Linked DNA regions of Homo sapiens: region 1 is linked to region 2. A link is a contact called in ENCODE Hi-C or POLR2A ChIA-PET data. All regions are on one chromosome and are shown on one strand. The core of a region is the stretch at or near the end of the contact, and the rest is flanking DNA. Distances in the headings are between cores, read along the strand shown. Region 1 holds the start of PRPS1 (phosphoribosyl pyrophosphate synthetase 1). Region 2 overlaps FRMPD3 (FERM and PDZ domain containing 3).

The links. Hi-C counts contacts between places; a loop is a spot of excess contacts on that map. ChIA-PET counts read pairs that join two places held with the same protein, here RNA polymerase II (POLR2A). Pooled maps may share reads with other maps.
Region 1: a map of IMR-90 shows a loop between it and region 2 (4-fold over the local background). The contact joins the promoter of PRPS1 here to the enhancer-like site in region 2. A Hi-C loop is called at or near these places in 6 of 168 maps with a recorded cell type or tissue (IMR-90, K562, PC-3 and 3 more), 3 of 37 single-sample maps with no recorded cell type and 11 of 50 pooled maps. POLR2A ChIA-PET finds 5 or more read pairs at or near these places in 15 of 52 experiments (A549, AG04449, AG04450 and 10 more).

What each region holds. Positions count from the first base shown.
Region 1 is chrX:107,626,635-107,633,423 of GRCh38, reverse strand. PRPS1 (phosphoribosyl pyrophosphate synthetase 1) reads right to left here and starts at 4,914. Exons shown (of 7, transcript NM_002764.4): 1 at 4,674-4,914. The coding sequence starts at 4,795. RefSeq lists silencers at 95-197, 5,027-5,076.
Region 2 is chrX:107,571,193-107,577,682 of GRCh38, reverse strand. FRMPD3 (FERM and PDZ domain containing 3) reads right to left here. Exons shown (of 15, transcript NM_001388459.1): 13 at 1,224-1,368. Among named protein-coding and RNA genes, the nearest start is that of FRMPD3-AS1, 29 kb to the right of the region's middle. Within about 2 kb of position 2,827, at least 4 of the 41 ENCODE cell types and tissues checked have a DNase peak (open chromatin) inside an H3K27ac peak, as active enhancers do; they include IMR-90, PC-3, PC-9 and 1 more, where a contact is called at or near this core.

The sequences.
Region 1 (6,789 bases), core at 3,665-6,164, 54 kb before region 2:
TTGAGATGGAGTCTCGCTCTGTTGCCCAGGCTGGAGTGCAGTGGCAGGATCTCAGCTCACTGCAAGCTCCGCCTCCTGGGTTCACACCATTCTCCTGTCTCAGCCTCCCGAGTAGCTGGGACTACAGGCGTCTGCCACCATGCCCAGCTAATTTTTTGTATTTTTAGTAGAGACAGGGTTTCACCGTGTTAGCCAGGATGGTCTCGATCTCCTGACCTCGTGATCCACCCGCCTCGGCCTCCCAAAGTGCTGGGATTACAGACGTGAGCCACCGCACCCGGCTCAAACTTTTTAAAATTAAAAGCTACCTTCAGCATAGAAGGTGTTTGTTATAAGGCATGTATCTAATAACTTGAAAAGGTTATTTAACTGTTTAAAAAATGTGGGGCTTTTGAAAAGATCTTACAAAAATGAAATAAAAGTAGAGAAACTTAGAAAGCAAATACATAAATAAAATAAGGTGGTGCAAGTAAACTAGGTGATACTGCCTTGTTTTAATGTGTATAATTCTAATTTCACTTATTAAAACCAATCTTTCCCTATAGTAGTACTATAACATACAGACTTTGTTTGACAAAGTCTTAAAAAGTCCGTGAATTGCACTCTGATTATACAGCTTGGTTCAACAAGTCCTCTAAAAATCTTAACCTTATTCTTATGGCTTCTTCTAAGTTATGGCAGTGATCGAGAAGAATATTTGTGCCTAAAACCTGTTTGCTCCTAACATAATCTATTAAGTGGAAAAACCTAATTCAGCAATTTAGAGAGTAATACTCCTTGTTCTCTCCCTCTAGTTAATGGAGTGTTCTCCAAATGGCTTTGGGCCAATCATTCTCTCAGCTGTTTTGGTGAGGCCAGAAGACTGGCTATGTCTATCCAATGAGTGAAAAAACTAGCTTCTCTTTTCCCTTTCCTTTAAGGTCAGGCATAAGTGTATCCAATTGAAATGGAATGTCAGGAAACACCAAAAGTGAATCTAAAAGGTGGATAGTAGTCTTAAGAAAATCTGAAGAATTTAGATTATGGAGATATTGGCATGTGCAAAATACATGGGATTAACTAACCACAACCAGAAGATACAGTTCTCAGGAAAACCCTAGGCAACCAAAGTTCAAGTCTTCCTCCTCTCAGCTAGTACAGAATAACCAAATAAACCAAAGTTATTTACAAATATTGAAGAGAATAGAGTCAAAATTTTAGAATATCTAAGTTTTTAAAGCCAGGTGAGAGATCTTGTCAGCAAAAATTTAAAGGAACAATAATACCCAGAGCTGGGCAAGTTACTCTGCATCTTACTGTAGTTCTCTTCTCTGTAAAATAGGGATAGTAAGAGTTATTCCTCATAGCAGTTTTGAGGGGATTAAACACAATGTATACTAAATGCTTAGCATGGAAACTAGCACATCTTAGGCATTCACTATACATTAAATATTATAGCCGGGCACGGTAGCTCACACCTATAATCCCAGCACTTTGGGAGGCCAAGGTGTGGGGGATCACCTGAGGTCAGGAGTTTGAAACCAGCCTGGCCAACATGGTGAAACCCTGTCTCTACTAAAAATACAAAATATTAGCTGGGCGTGGTGGCACGTGCCTGTAATCCCAGCTACTCGGGAGGCTGAGGCAGGAGAACTGCTTGAACCTGGGTGGCGGAGGTTGCAGTGAGCTGAGATCGCACCACTGCACTCCTGGGCAGTAAGAGTGAAACTCCGTCTCAAAAAATAAATACATAAATAAATATTATTAATATTGTATTACTGCTGATGAGACAGATTTGTTCAACTTTTCTGGGGAATAATTTGGCAACAGGTATCAAAAGCCTGAAAAATGGTATCTACCCTTTAACTTAATAATTACCTTCCTAGGGATTTATTCTAAGGAAATAATCAGAAATGGTCAAAGATTTATGTTCATGGATTTTCATATAAAAGCATTAGATCAAAAACTGGAAATGTCCAATAAGAATTTGGTTATATAAAATTATGGCATAACCATAAGGTAAGACTATATAGCTATTTAAAATTACATGAACTAGCCCACCTCAGTGGTGCATGCCTGTATTCTCAACTACTTGAGAGGCAGAGGCAGGCAGATCACTTGAGCCCGCGAGTTTGAGGATGCAGTGTGCTATGATTGTGCCTGTGAGTAGCTATTGGACTCCAGCCTGGGCAACATAGTGAGACCTCATCTCTAAAAAATAAATTAAAATCTTTAATAATAAAAAAAGAAAATCATATATACTAAATATTAAAGGGAGAAACTGTTCAAAATATATTGCTAAGTGAAGAGAGCTATAAATGTATTAAACATTCTTGAAAAAGTGTATCTTACACAAATATCTGGGAGGTCAGAAATGATAATGTGACATTTATGTCAGGTGGCAGAATTAAGAGGCATATCTTCTCCCTTCCGTGTTCTAAATTTTCCACATTTTCTGCAATATTATCACCACCCCTTCTTGTCAACATTTACTGTTGTACTTATTATGTTTTGGACAAGATCCTAAGAACTTTACTTCTATCTCATTTAATCCTCATAACAACAGTATGGGTAGGTACTACTTTACAGATTAGATTATTGGGGCAAAGAAAGGTTAAGGATTCAGATCCAAGTTCTCTGATTTCAGCACTTTTAACACCCACCCCCTCCGTGTGTGTGTGTGTGTGTGTGTGTGTGTGTGTGTGTTTCCTAAATAACCAGACAGCCAAGGATGATCCTTATGTTAGAAGAAAAGCTACTCTGCTCAAGAGAGCATCAACCAAGAGTCACCTGGGGGAGCAGTTATAGGGAGCAGTTACCATTTCTTCAGTATAGGAAAAACAAAGATAGGGGGAACTCCATAAAAAAAAATGTGATTATGTTCAATGAAGATTTCAGAATATCTAGGAAACAAGAAGCTAATGATTAAGCCAGAAACAAGAAAATCTAACCAGTCAGCAATTATCCATGTTGGACTTAATAGAAATCAATCAGTAGAAAACTAAGTTGTCCTCCCCCTCTCCTCTCCCAATATAGCCTCAGGTTCTGGGGTGCTGCATTATGCAGAGGGCAGAAGGATTAACACAAGGAGAAAATAAAGCTTTCATGCCTTCACATTTTTCCTAGACGCATAGGAAAAGGATTAAATATCCACAGGGGCCAAAGAAAACCTCTAAATGAAAAACATTCTTGTCCCCTAACTATATTGCCAATCACAAAGTCTAGTCCTGTTTTGTATTCTTTATTAAGGCCCATGAGCCATAATGGTTTGGAAAAATCTAAAGACAGCAGTTTGTAAGCCTCTTTTAACTAAGGTATTGCCTGGTTACAGATGGCAATGTTTACACTATCATTTGCATCACAATCAGTAGCACAATAATTCGGGAAGAAGCTGTCCATTATCGGTGACATTACTTTATCAGCTGGGTCTAAAAGAGATAAGGCGAGTTAAACTTGGAAATCAGTCCAAAGAAAGCAAAAAAGTAAGCAAAAACATTTAGGAAAAAATATTCGAAATATTCTTATCTGATTATTAGGTGAAAACTTTCCCCTTAACAAATCTGTAAGATTGTGGGCAGGGCTCTGATTTAATCGATAGGGTAACAATAAAATACAAATTACACCTATCAGAAACTAAAGATCCCACACTTAGGTGGAAGGGGCACTGAAATAATCAGGTAACCAAGTCATCTCTAAAACAGTCCCATGGTGCCGGTAGAGGGTGTAAGTCGGAGTCGAGGAAGCAAGTTTTACTGGCAAGGCAATGGAAAAAACGCAAGTTGCAATGCACTGTCCAATCCTAGTCTTCCACTACATTGCCTGTCCTCAATTATCTTTAACATTCAGGTATAAAATTGTTTCCTAAATTCCCTACACAGAGCTTAAAGAAGGAGCCAAGTCCAGGATGGACTCGGTTACTGAAAAATACGCTTTTGCATTATCTGTACCACTAGCTGCACTGGGGAAGGTCAAACATTCCAGAATTGAGATTTCCAAGATTTTTTGGATGGCTCAAGCTGAGATGCTGGCTATCAAGGATGCAGAGTCAACGCATCACTTTAACAAATCAACTAGATTTATGGCTCCAATTACTCAGGTAGATGATTCATAAGATGAGAAAAGCCAACGCTTGCTGATCTAAGGGAAGTCGTAATAATTTTGGCGCCTGCAGTATATAATGTCAGTTTCCCTCAACACCAAGCCGAACGGACCAACACCATTTCGAATCAAAAAGCTGCTTATTGGACTCTAGGAAAAGAAAGACCAGGAGAGCTCAGTACGCAGGTAGGCTCTCTAAATGCAAGCTAGTCTAAGAGCTGAAGCAACCCAGTCCAGCCTGGGTGGCTCAACAGCAAAGCCAAGCCACGTGTCCCTACCGCCCTGGCTAAGCGTCGGTCCCCTCTCGTCGCTCTATGCAGCCACTATCTATTGGGTCCCCCAGCCCTTGCCCTCAAACGCAGAAGCTTCGCCTCACACTCCATCTTTTGACTCCACCCCACCGCACGGTAAGAATGAACGTGACCCTCCCGCGAGAGGTAAAATAACGGAAACAGCCCGTGGGGTAGGCTAGTCACAGAGCTGCACCCTCTCCCCCCAACCCCCAGTCTGTTTGAGCTCAAGCGGCGACCCCATCCCTCCTATACTCTGCCGCCTGGGCAGGTGAGGTCTAGTCAGGGTCCCAACTTGGTCCTTACCAGGTCTCCTGGTTGCTGAATTTCTTAGTCACCACCTTGCCTAGCTCCAGGCCCAGGCGGTCAGCAATTTTCTGAGATAAGTCCTGGTGGGAGCTGCCGCTGAAGATTTTGATATTCGGCATCCTGGCCAACTACCCTAAGCACTCCACTAAGCGATCACGGCTGCTGCAGAGACCGGAACCGAAGTCGGCCACAGACTCAATACCAAGCGCTTTGCGTTGCTACTCCGCCATCTTACATTCCCGCCCGGCGCGCGGCTCTAAATTACCCAAAGCGGCGGAGGTGGGGTCAGCGGCGAAGTCCACACCCCGCTGGCAACGATTAGCTAAGAGGGAGCGAAGGGCGGGGTTTGGTCCTCGGTGTAGCTCTGCCTCCTTCCGATTCTCTCAGGTATTGGGTGAAGAGCATGAACGGGGGCGAGACTAACCCATAGCCCGGCCCCCTGTAGCTAGGCTGTTGGGGACAGGAGACGTTGGACTGGGGGTGGAGGGATGCTGGTGACGTCTGAGGCCAGATCGTTCCCGCTAGCGGGAAATCAACCATGCCTGCTTTTTTATTTCCCCTCCCTCAGCGCAGGAAAGTAAGTCTGGCTCTGGTTTACAGTTTCCTTTAAGAAAATCTGTTTATCAGGATGACAGCCACGAGTTTGCATGTTTCTGAACACATTTTTTATCTCTTTATAAGGATGGGGCTGAATTAAAACACTTTTACATCACAGACGTGCATGCAAGGAGTTTGCTTGCCCATTGTAATTGCAGTGTCGCCTTTGCCTGCAAGACAGTTTACATGGGGGAAGTGACTGAAGGCATGCCACCTGAATCATCCAAGAGACACTGCAAGAGAAAGTTGTTTTGTTTCTAGTGCTGGAACCAAGTATGTTGAAACAAGTGAAGGAAGATGGATTTTCCAAACTATCTGGACAATAAAGATCTAACTTTTATAGCCCTCGGAAAGGAAAGAAAGTATAGTGTTCTATGGGACTTCAGATAAAGAGCCCTGAAGGGATTTGAAAAAACCTGGGTTTTAGTCCTGTCTGCCTCATGTAAGCCTCAATGTCATCAGCTACATGTTGCTAATGTGGCCTTTTACACCATGTTTTATTATTTTTATAGCGATACTTGTTAATTGGACCTAAGTGAGCCTTTATTCTTGCACCATGTTTCCATTAAGCATATTTTAAGCATGGGTTAGGAGAAGATAAAAATCATACAATTCTGGAATCAAAAGTGACCATAGTGCTCATAACTACCAAATGTAAAAATAGAAGGGACCTCAGAGATCATATAGTCGTTTTACATATGATAAAACTGAGATGGAGGTGGGAGAGGGATTTATCTAAGTGGCAAAGGCAGAAAATACTCAAAGCAGCATCCTGTCTTTGTCTTACTGCTATTTTCAGCAGTGTCCATGGAGGACTTCTCCTTCTGACCTTTTTTGCACTTTTACAAGCTCAGAAATTTAATGTAGGCCCATGTATATAGGAATACTTGGAGAAGGAAGTAAACTGCAAGGCAGAATATTAGTAGTCTTCCATCATAGGCCATTCATCAAATATTTACTGAGTGTTCTATTGCATGCAAGGCAGTGTGCAAGGCGTTGAGGGGACTACAAAGTATTTGCCCCAAGGGATTCGTTCATTCAATAAATATTTAGTGAACATTCTTTATGTGCTAGGCCCTGTGTATTGGCACAAGAATACATTAGTAAACAATTAAAAATACCCTGCTGTCATGGAGTTTACATTCTCAAACAATAAACATGTAAATAAGCAAAATGCATAGTATGTCAAATGGCAATAAGTGTTGTGGAAAAAAAAATCAGGCAAGGAAAGTGGGATAATGTGCCAGAGTGTAGAGGAGAGGAGTACAATTTTAAGTAGGGTGGTCAGAGAAGACCTGTCTTGGAAGGTAACATTTGGGCAAAGACCTGAAGGAGGAAAAAAAAAACAAAAAAATGAGCCATGTTGATATCTCGATAAGCAAAGAGAACAGAAAGGGCAAATACCCTAAGGCAGATGTATCTCGCTTGTTTGAGGAATACCAATGCGGGACGAGTGTTGTGTGGTGGAGGTGGAATGTATCTATAAGAGAAAAGGAGGAAAGTGAGGTCAATGAGA
Region 2 (6,490 bases), core at 1,578-4,077:
GATCTGACTACTGTTTGTTTGTTTGTTTGTTTTTGAGAGGGAGTTTTGCTCTGTCGCCCAGGCTGAAGTAAAAAGGCGGGATCTCGGCTCACTGCAACCTCTGCCTCCAGGGTTCAAGCGATTCTCCTGTCTCAGCCTCCCGAGTAGCTGGGATTACAGGGACCTACCACCACACTTGGCTTTTTTTTTTTTTTTTTTTTTGAGACAGTCTCACTCTGTCACCCAGGCTGGAGTGCAGTGGCGTGATCTCAGCTCACTACAACCTCCGCCTTCTAGATTCAAGTGATTCTCCTGCCTCAGCCTCCCAAACAGCTGGGACTATAGGTCCACACCACCACGTCCAGCTAATTTTTGTATTTTTGGTAGAGATGGGGTTTCACCATGTTGGCCAGACTGGTCTCAAACTCCTGACCTCAGGTGATCTGCCCACCTCAGCCTCCCAAAGTGCTGGAATTACTGGTGTGAGCCACCATGCCTGGCCTATTTTTTGTATTTTTTTTTTTTTTTTTTTTTTTTTTTTAGTAGAGACAGGGTTTCACCTTGTTAGCCAGGCTGGTTTCAGACTCCTGACCTCAAGTGATCCGCCTGCCTCAGCCTCCCAAAGTGTGATATGACTACTCAGAAAACCACAGCCTTGAAGAAAGAAATAGTCAAGCAGCAAGGGCAAGTGGGTTGAGAGTATTCAGCATGTGAGGAGAGCAAACTACTGGATGTCAGTCTCAGCTTCACTCATTATTTCTGGGTGCTGGGGTTGGGGAGCACTTACTGCATCTACATGAGCCTTAGGTCTAATATGTGAAGTACCTGTTCTTTGAGCCACCTCCTTTTCATCAGACCTTTATATTCATTTTCATCTTCACTTCAACTGAGCCAGAACACCTGTAAGTTTCCTCTAGATCTCTGCACCGCTAAGTTTGCCTTAGATCCAATGCAGCCATTTAATTGGCTCTATTTATCATGTTTGCTATTTTAATAATACATTCATTGGCTGACTCAATCACAATGTTGTCACAGGTATCCTTTGTGAAACAAGTACATGTGAAGGCCAGCTGTCTTTCCCACTGGGCTGTGCCAGCTAGGATATAGTGGTACAGTGTTGGCTCCTGGCAAATCAGGCACTGTTGGCACGGGGTGAGCACTAAGGCAGAGAAGCTCTTCCCTCCATGTCTTCAGGGTCCAAAGGGCCTCTGGCACAGCAAAAACCAACCGAGGTTGAGCCCTACCTGCCTTGATCATTGGAGGTGGAAGTGGCTGGCTGGCAGGCCTGGAGAAGACCATCTTCCTGGAATCCAGCAAGAGGCGGCAGTACCCCGCGATCAGGCAGGCAAAGTTGGTGGCTTCAGGCCACTCCATCAACAGCACCAGAGGCTGCAGAAGAGAAGGGAAGAAACATGAAGACATGGGAAGGAGGGAGGCAGATGCATTTTCAGAGGCATGGTAGCTAGCAAAAGATGACTTGCATAGTTAAAGGAACCATACTGTCTGAACCAAAAATTGAGGCACATGGCTTGACAAATAGTTTATTCTGATTTGAGAATTTCTTTGTAATAACCTCTTACCCAGGTATCAAAATTAAATCAACCTTTAATTATACATTTAATGAACCACCTTTGCTGAAAAGGACTAAAATTATATAACCTCATGTGACTGCTGTGTAGCTGTATTTGTGTTTGCCAGGGCTCAGCAGATACACAGGCCAGCCGGGAGAGCGGGGTAAAGCTGGGAATTTAGATTAGACTTCAGAATGGCCTAGAACACCCTCGATTCTAAGTCCCTTGGGTGCAAGAGCTATGTCTTGCTCATCTTCACATGCCCCTGTAACACCCAGAACACCTCCCTGGACATGGAGGAATCTCTGTGGAATCAAGTTGTAACTCTGCCTTTTGGGCCAAAGTCTTTCTGGCCTGCAGCTCTGCTCAGAGCGTCATGCTCGGCCCGGCGCGGTGGCTCATGCCTGTAATCCCAGCACTTTGGGAGGCCGAGGCAGGAGGATCATCTGAGGTCAGGGGTTCGAGACCAGCCTGGCCAACATGGTGAAACCCCGTCTCTACTAAAAATACAAAAATTAGCCTGGCGTGGTGGCAGGCGCCAGTAATCCCAGCTACTCCAGAGGCTGAGGCAGGAGAACTGCTTGAATCAGGGAGGTGGAGGTTGCAGTGAGCCAAGATGGCGCCATTGCACTCCAACCTGGGTGACAGAGTGAGACTTCGTCTAAAAAAAAAAAAAAGAGTCATGCTCTATCCCCTTTCCTTTATTTCCCTGTGTCCTTGAGATATTGTTAATTGGTGCTTATTAAAAGAGCTCCTTAGTCAAATATGTTTGTGACATTGGGTTAAATAACACTATGCAGATAGTTTTACTATGAGAATTCATAAGACCCTTTAATATATAGTTGTGCACTGGGAAACCTCAAAAGAAAGGCTTTAATATTCTAAGTTTTCTGAATTTATTAGACCACAAAGATCTATTTTTATAGAAAATCTCATGGTAACAAGGTTGTTGTTGTTGTTAACCCACCTTGGGAAATACTAGCATACATTGTTGACTTCTGTTCCTAACTCTAAATCAGTCAGATTAGTCCTGGGGTTAACTGGTTAACTGCTTCAGAGACCAGGCAATGCTATTCAAGAAAATCAGCACTATTTCAAGAAAACCTCCTAGTATCTGTATTGTAATTTTAACTATGGCTTGACCAAGTTTGAGTCAGACTGAAGTCAGCCTTGGGAACATTCTCCTTGGAATAGGGCAGTGGTTTCCAGATAAAGATCACTGAAGACTGGCTAAAGAGGGAGCCATGGGGCTGTGGGTCACCCAGACCAGGCATTAAGAAATAGGAGAATTAGGCAGAGGAAATGAGGCCCTTCTCTGACCAATGAGGAGGCTACTGCAACAGTCTAGGAGAGAGGTGGTTAGGGCCTCCACTAGGGTGGTGGCTGGTCCAGTGAAAAGGAAGGGACATTATGAAGACCTGACAGAACTTGATCACTAACTAGATTAGCCTTCCTTGGCTGAATCACCATTACCTTGGGCTCAATTCTGATTCCAAACCAGCTCAGCTGTTAGCTAAAGTTGCAGTGGTTTTCTTTTTCCCAGGATTCCAACACAGAGCCTGAGTTGAATATTTTGTAGTTCATATAGGCCAGGGGTCAACACACATTTTCTATAAAGGGCTAGTGAGTAAATATTTTAGGCACTGTGGGCCATACGGGCTCTGTCACAACAACTCTGCCATTGTACATAGTGTGGAAATAGCCACAGATAATCTGTAAACTAAACAAATAGGCATGACTGTGTTCTAACAGAACTTTATTTACAGAAACAGGCAGTGAGTCAGATTTGGCTCATGGGCCATAGTTAGCCACCTGATCTAGAAGTGAAACTTCTTTTTTGCCTTTTTTTTTTTTCAATAGAGACAGGGTCTCACTATGTTGCCCAGGTTGGTCTTGAACTCCTGGGCACAAGTGATCCTCCTTGGCCTCCCAAAGTGCTGGGATTTACAGGCATGAGCCACAGCGCTCGCTGAAGTGAAACTTCTTTACAGCTAGAAACAACTGTATTCATTCATCACACATCTCAAGTTATTACATTTGCTAACAGCAATCACCTTCTTTGGAAATTCTTCTCTTGGCTTCTGTTTCTGTGAGATGTGTTCCGGTTCTGTAATCTGACCATCTTCATCTCTCTCTTTGGTTGGTTCTTCATGTGCAACCTCCTCGCCCTAGCTATATCCTAGGCTCAGTCTACAGCCCTCAATTCTTCTCCATCAGGGTGTCTGCTTTAACCTCTATGCTGGAGATTCAAAAATCAACATGCCCAGTCTACTCCTTTAAATTCTTTTCCTATTGCAGAAATCATATGGTGCTATGTCTATACCACACAGTCTTGTGTTGGATCAAATACTAACTTGAATTCTTTCATAGTTGTTGTACATTCAATTACAATGCATGCCACAATAAGGCATTTGGACTCTGCCCCAACTTTAAGGCAACAAGTTAGTGATGCTCCTATGGAGTTCATGCAATACCATTGGGAGGAAAAAGGAACAGTTTGTACCTTGAGGAGCAATGGCTTTTTTTTCCAGTGAGAAAGGGGCCAGAGACAGGTATTACTTTTTAGTCATTATTAGGAAGGGGTAGAAGGGACTTTCGTACCTCCAGTTAATGAATGTTTCTCAGTCACAACAGAATGGCCAAACTTGCATACAACAAAATAAAGACAAAAAAGTATGGAAAGGAAATGAACTTGGGGGGCAGGGAGTCAGATACCCCTTCTTGCTGTCTTGCTGCCACTGTAGCCCTGCCACTGATGGCAGAAGGATATACAGATACAGAGGTTTGAGTGTAAATGGCGGCTACCACGAGGGCCCAAGACTCACTAGGCTTGCCTCAGGTGTTTTCACATCGCGGCCATCCCTACTGCCACTGCTTCATTTCAGGACCTTATCATCTTCCTGCCAGATCAAAACTCCTCAAGGTACTTGTGAGTGGGTGGCCTGTGTGCTGAGATACTGAGCCTCTCGGCTTCTCAGTCCTATTGCCTTTGGCCGCAAGCTGCCTCATCTGGTATATATGTATGCCTCGTTTGTTTGTATGTTTTGTTATATAAATTGTGACATTTCTCATGATATGGAAAAGGTTGGGATACACTAACCCAAGAACCTCCAATAACCTCTTGACTGGCCTTTCTCCCTCTAGTTTCTACCCACTTGAATCCACTTCACCTCCATATTGTTGCCTGAAGATTCTTTTCTACTTTATTATTATTATTATTATTAGTAGTAGTAGTAGTAGTAGTAGTAGTAGTGGAGATGTGGTCTTACTATGTTTTCCAGGCTGGTCTCAAACTCCTGGCCTCAAGTGATCCTCCCACCTCAGCCTCCCAAAGTGCTGAGATTACAGGCATGAGACACCCTGAATGACCCTGAAGGCTTTTTTATTTTTTTTTTGAGACAGAGTCTCACTCTGATGCCCACGCTAGAGTGCAATGGCAGAATCTCGGCTCACTGCAGCCTCTGCCTCCTGGGTTCAAGCGATTCTCCTGTCTCAGCCTACCAAGTAGCTGGGATTACAGGTGTGTGCCACCACATCTGACTAATTTTTGTATTTTTAGTAGAGATGGTGTTTCACCATGTTGGTCAGGCTAGTCTCGAACTCCTGACTTTCAGTGATCCACCCGTCTCAGGCTCCCAAAGTCTGAAGGCTCTTTCTAAAGCACAAGTCTCATTGTTATTTAAAATCTTCAATAGCTCATCACCTGTAGAAAATCCAACTGCCTTACAATGGCATACAAATCCCTTCAGGACCTGGACCCAACCTCCATCTCCAACCATATCTCCCATTAACTCCACTGGTGCTCCCCTCCCATCACTGTCCCTCACCTTATACTCCAGCAATTACAAATACAGTTCCTCATGTTCCTTCACATCTTCATACCTTAACCTATGCTGTTCCCTCTGGCTGAAATGCTCCTGTGCCCTGCTTTGTCCACCCAACAAGCTGCCATAAACTGGCTAGATGCCTCCTGGAGAACATGACCAAGTGAAAGATGCATCCATTCATTCCAGGACTAGGCCAACCTAGTTCCTGCCCTCATGGAGCTTACAATCGAGCAGGAAATAAGACATAACCCAAATCAAATAACCATGCAAATAAATATGATTGCGAGGTGTGATAAGTACTTTGAGGAAAACGTATAGAGAGCTACCCAAACGTAGAATGTCCTGGAGTGGTACGTGGGTGGGTAAGTGTGAATGTGTGCGTGTGTGACTAATTTGGTTTCAGACACTGGAGACAGCTTTGAGAAAATAGCATTGGCTGACAAATATAATGTGAGACCATTTGACCAAAGTAGAGGCTGAATGGCTGGCTGACTAATGAGCTGGCCGGCTGCAGGGCAGTCTGACTCACTCATGCCCTGGTTGACAAGCCAGCTCAGGACAGACAGAATGCCTAACAGCCTCACATTCTGACCGCTGAGCTGCCTGGCTGGCTGGTTGGCTGGCTAATGGACAGAATTACTGACTGGAGGCTGGGAGAATGGCTGATTGACTTCATTGTCTGACCACTTCAGTTTCCCCTCTTACCCCCAAGATAGCCCAGTGCCAGTAATAAAACAGCACGAAAGCAAAATCCCGTGCACAGAGAGGGCCAAGCACAACCCCAGCTGGCTCAGCACAGCACAGCTCATCAGGAGCCTCTCCTTGTCATCCCCAGACAGCCAACTTGGCCCCAGCATGGGCCAAATGCAGCTCGCAGTAAAAGGAACACAAATGCACTTTTTGCCAAGAGAAAAATGAAATTTTTGCCAAGAGAAAAATGAAATTTTTGCCAACAGGTAAAAATGAAATCAAAAGCAGGCAAACAAAAAGGTTGGACAGGTTCCTTAGAAACCTTCAAAAACAATTTTTTATTTTAGATAGGATTTTAATGATCATGACGTGTAATGTAACGCTTGTCCCTACAGAGATCACTAGAGAAATAAAGCTCAAACA